2 separate regions of the Homo sapiens genome follow, and region 2 is linked to region 1. Evidence: chromatin loops called from intact Hi-C (ENCODE). Cell type or tissue: dorsolateral prefrontal cortex. All regions are shown on one strand.

The links. Peaks named below come from ENCODE experiments on the same cell type or tissue, not always from the same donor. Only the 100,000 strongest peaks of a DNase experiment are listed, where the experiment ranks them.
Region 2: it touches region 1 in a loop (3-fold over the local background); 4 of 110 quality-filtered maps call a loop at or near these places.

The regions. Positions count from the first base shown.
Region 1 is chr3:117,548,486-117,550,985 of GRCh38, forward strand. No RefSeq gene overlaps it. Among named protein-coding and RNA genes, the nearest start is that of LINC02024, 140 kb to the right of the region's middle. In dorsolateral prefrontal cortex, a CTCF peak has its summit at 1,412 (motif pointing left); no DNase peak of the experiment used is centred here.
Region 2 is chr3:117,018,030-117,020,529 of GRCh38, forward strand. The region is part of intron 1 of LOC124909415 (a long non-coding RNA gene); the gene reads right to left. Among named protein-coding and RNA genes, the nearest start is that of LINC00901, 98 kb to the left of the region's middle. In dorsolateral prefrontal cortex, CTCF peaks have their summits at 1,276 and 1,485; DNase peaks (open chromatin) are centred at 799 and 1,262; H3K4me3 peaks cover 799 bases; H3K27ac peaks cover 2,076 bases.

The DNA of each region.
Region 1 (2,500 bases):
CTGGTATGCTGACCCTTTCCCTAAAGGTCTTAAGGCCCTCCTTCTTTGTGGAAGGAAAAATTGTTCTTCTGGTATATGTGTATGGAAAGGAGTGGAAAGGGAAGAGGATTTAGGGTGAGATTGAGAGGACAGAGGCATCTCACCATGGAAGTATGATAACTCACTGCCTCTCATGGATGATATGATCCATCTCATTTTCTGCTTTTCTGCTTTACCTGGTATAAAGCCTTATAAACCATTCAAAACAATCCATTTTGCAATAAAATGCTGTTGCATTCCAGTATGACTGTCTGTAGCTCAAGTTAAACTCGACCCCACATCAAAAGTGAGTGAAACGAGTCAGCTGCTAAGTCTCAGTGGATGCTCGTAGGTTGTCTTCAGGGCTTGAAAAATGTTGAAGGAAACCACATTTTAAAACAAAGTACATTGTATATCAGTGGACATGCTTCAATAGATGGGAGTGTTGCTGCAGGACTCCTTAGAATGCAAGCACTAAAGCTCTGTAGGTTGGTGCACAGGAGAATCTAGTCTTCTTATATTAATAAATTTTTAAATTCAAGTAGAAACAAAAATATGAAAAGATGTGAAGGAGTTAGGAACAAGCGTTAGGGATAATGAACCTCAGTGGATTTAAGGGCATAATCTGAAATCAGGAGCACTGGGTAAGCTTCCTTACCTCCTTGGAGCCCTTATGGCAGTGATGGCAAAACAGTGAGATAAGATGCTATGGGGTAAAATGCCTGGCTGAACAATACTGCTCTCCTACTTTGGGAGGATGAATTGGCTCTGATCTCACTGTGTCTCTCACTGTCTTCTAAAATTATATTCAAAGTTCATTTTTTGGGAAACATTCCAGACTAATCCTATTAGTCAGGTATGTTTGCATAGGTGTATTAAATTAATAAACATGCACAGAGATATAGATGTAAGGGTAGACATATAGCTTCTTCCATGTGTGCCAGTTAAGCTACTTTCTTCCTAGTGCATGGATAATAGAGGCTTTTTTGTATGTTTGTTCTGCCCTCTGCATTAAGTGGCTAACTCTTATAGGGCAAGGATCATAGCTACACAATCCGTTGTCTCTAGACACCCATCTGAGAAAGGCAGATTATTCTTTTGTACGAATGGTGAACTTTACGGTCAGAAAATCATGGATCTACTTTTATACAAATTTAGTCAGATAATAATCTCTAGGTACCTCAGACTCCCCTGCTGTAAATCAGGATCAGAAATAATTTCTTTGTGGGGGTGGTCTGAGAATTCTGATAATGGAGGGCAAGGGAATGTACAAGGCAAAGGTGGTGTGGAATTTCACAGTGCTGTTTTTTCACTACTCTAGTCTTCCAGTTTGCGAAGAGATTCCATTTTAATCCATTGGCTGTTTATTGAGGACACTTTATTTCTCCATAAGAGCTAACTCTGCCCCCTTGTGCTGAGTAAAATAATTTTTCTATTTTATTCGGTTTAATTTTATTTGCATTTAAGTGTTTATACCTATTTGAAAAATCATATCCAGCTACTCTTTTCAATAAGTCAAGTTATATAAGTGTATTTTCTTTAATAGGTTCCCTGGAGTAATTTTTCCTTTTTTTCATATTTTTTTCCTTTCTTCAATTCATCTGCAACCTTTTATGTTTAAAGTGCAATTCTTCACAAGGTCTCCCTGATGCTATTCATTACAGGCTTTTCTCTGTTGAGTACTGTCACAATTAGTTTTACTGTCCAATCTTTACCATGTCATAAGGAATAACTAAGACTTAAGGGTCAAAAGACCGAAATGAGATAGCAAGAGCTGAGGGCAGCGTTGAAACTTTTTGAAGAGTGTAACAAATGGATCCATCAATTCAAAAAGTGTACTTGGGAGTTTCACAAGGATTGCCTCTTTTTCTGATTGAAGACGTGTTTTCATTGTTCTGATCAATAAGTGATATAGGTCCTTTTTTAAAGAGTTCAGGCATAAATGAATAAAAACATTCTACTAGATTCCATGGGAAACAACTCGTCCTGCAGAGCTAAAAGTCTAATTGCTTAGTTAAATAACAATACAAAAAAACAGGATACAATTAAGAATTACCAATCTAATTGACCAAAAAAATGAGTACTTTTGAACTTCTGAGGATATGTATATTCAAGTGGTCTGAAAAAAGTAGGTGATGAAACTTAAAGTAGGCCTTGAAGGATAAGATATGGTGATGTATTAAAAATAAATTCAGTAGTTCACAGAATTAATGACAGAACTGGAGAACAAGGCTCAAGGTTACGGGAAAAGAAAATGCCCCAAACCACCTTAGAATTGGTTCTGAGCAGGAAAAAAAAAAAGTCTGCTTCCAGAGAGAGAACTTGTACCACTTGCTTCTCAAAGTGTCTTAAGCATAGCCAGTGGCCCTGGGGTATTTTCTTCCCAAAATGTAGGTCTCAAAATGTAGCTTATGCCACAGCTGAAGGGGAAGCTGAGAAAGTCAGTTTCCTCTCCAGTAGTGGAAGTAATCTCTTCACTGAG
Region 2 (2,500 bases), 530 kb before region 1:
GTGCTCCATTAACATTCTTACCTCCACTTCTCTCTTTGCAATGTTCCTTCTTCCCAGAATGCCCTATGATCCCTTTTCTGGCTTCTCAAAACCCTGTCTATTCTGCCTGTTTCTCTTCAAATGTTATTCATCCTGAGAAGTTGCCCCTGGCACCTCTCTCCTGACCCAATCTCCATCACAGGCAACAGGTTTGTTCCTCACCCACACCCTCATAACACCCTGTTTCTATTACCTGCCAAGTCCTACCCTGCCTGGCCGTGCCCTCACTTGTGTAGGAGCTCGCCCTCCTCCAATAGATGGTGAGGTCCTTGCCTGCAGAGCTGGCATCTGAATGATTTCCAGTGTTCTGGTTCCCAGAACTATTCCTTGAACCTACCAAGTACTGAATTAATACTTGTAGACTCAAAGACTTCATTTAATTCCATTGAAAGAGACAATAGGTGGCTCCATTCTACCTAGGCAGCAGCGCTCCATAGATAACAATATGGATGACTTTAACCAATATATTATGCTACATCTGTTTGGCTCTTTGTAATTCCCCAAGTGCAACGACAGTACATAAGACAGAAAAAAAAACCCACTGAAATGTCAGAGCCCCTAAGGCAGAGCTTTGGGGATGCTGGAAGCCGCTTGGGGATGTCTTCTGTTGTCTTGCAGTAGCAACAGTAACAGTAGGCTTTGGTAAGGCAGACAAAAGCTAAAACATCTCTAATTTTCTCATTCCTAAAGCTCCTCTTGCTTGGCAGTAGCTCTGGATGTGTGGGAAGGCCTTTGGGACATCTTTCTCCACAGCTGCCAGGTAGCTGCTTTTGCCGTGGATGATGTGGCTCTTCCTGTCAAACTCCCTCCACCCGGTCTGACTCCTTACACAAGGATGAATTGACGTTACATGTAAAAACAGTGGCAGTTATATGTGAGACCGAGGTGGTTTAATAAGTGAGCACATTCAGCCCACTCCCTTTGGGGGAAAAAAACCAATAAAGGTATTGACAAGGGAAATTGATGTTATCTTTGTAGACATTCATAAAGCATCGCTAAAACAATCCCCACAATAACATTTGCCTTTTCTTTCTCTGACTTGAGTTCCCTCTTCTGACCAGGACTACTTAATATGCTCTCCGGTCTCCGCAACTGAATGCAATAACAACAGTGTATTCAGAAGAGTAAACCAGGGAGACAGAGGAGATAAAATCTTTGCTCTGTTGCACGCAGCCTTTTGAGGTTAAGCATTCAGCTGAACTGCTTAAGCAATGAGAATCTGGTTCCATGCAGCTAGGGGGAGCCCAAACACAGTTGAATGTGCCCTGCTGAGCGAATGCATTTAAATTTTCTGTCCCTCAGCTTTCAGAGTGTCTTTTGAAAGTATCCCCTTTAATTGGCCCAGGGTAGAGGCTAGGCATCTGTGATTGAAGGAAGGAAAAACAGATGCAGTAGAATCCCCCAGACACATTCTAGAGGTTTATATGATTTGTGTTTCTGAGATAAGACCCTGTTTCCTGCAGTTGTACGTAGCCACGGCAAGAGTATCTAGAAAGATCATTTCATGGCTAGAAAAATTAGAAAACTTAAGATGGGGATACGTTGCAACTGGCTTGTTTTCTCTACATAACCCACTTCTGAGTTTAATTCAATGGCTTCTGTTGTAGCATTTTTCCTTTTTTCAATATGGGGTTGTAATTACTCTTATACTAAAAAAGAGTGTGTGTGTGTGTCTGTGTATTTGGATTTCAAATACAATATTTAGATAAGAAGGAGATTATAACATGTAAATGAATAACAATAACCCTAAAACAAGCAGGCTAGAAACGCTTCCTAAATTACCAACAGGCGGATTGTATATTGGTTGTTCGAAAGTCTATCCACCCTGTTAGAAATAATAAATAATTTGTTCAGTTTCCCCAAACAAATAATAAAAGTTTCCTTAATGCACAATGTGCTTGATCATAACATGAGAAGCACGAGACTGTAGTAGAGTCACTTTATCAACTGTGTGAACTTAAGCAACCTGTTAACTTGACTGACCACGGATCCTTATTTTAAAATGGGGGTTATCATACCTACTTCCTTGTGTTATTTTGAAGGTTAAATGTGCTTCGCACATTGCTTGGCACACGTAAATGTCTGATATTCCTAACCCTTATTCAGAGTCTGACATAGTGCTTGGGGTAAAATAAGTACTCAAAAAACATTTGCTGAAAAAAATGAGTGAATAAATGTAAGGAATTTTACATTCAATAATATCTCCATGGGATATATACAGGATCACATTTTCCTGACTGCTTCTCTCATCCTCTGTTATTTTGAAACTTGGGTGGGTGATTCCTCTCTCTTTCTTACTCCTTGATAGGAATGAGGACATCCCGAGATCTACTTTATTTAGACAGCTCCAAGCCCCAGCAGGATGAGGACTGTGGGTAGAAATGAGAGAGGTAAGTATCACCATTGTTGGGAAGGGGGATATCAATGGTTAAGGCTCAGGGTAGAATAAAAAATATAAATA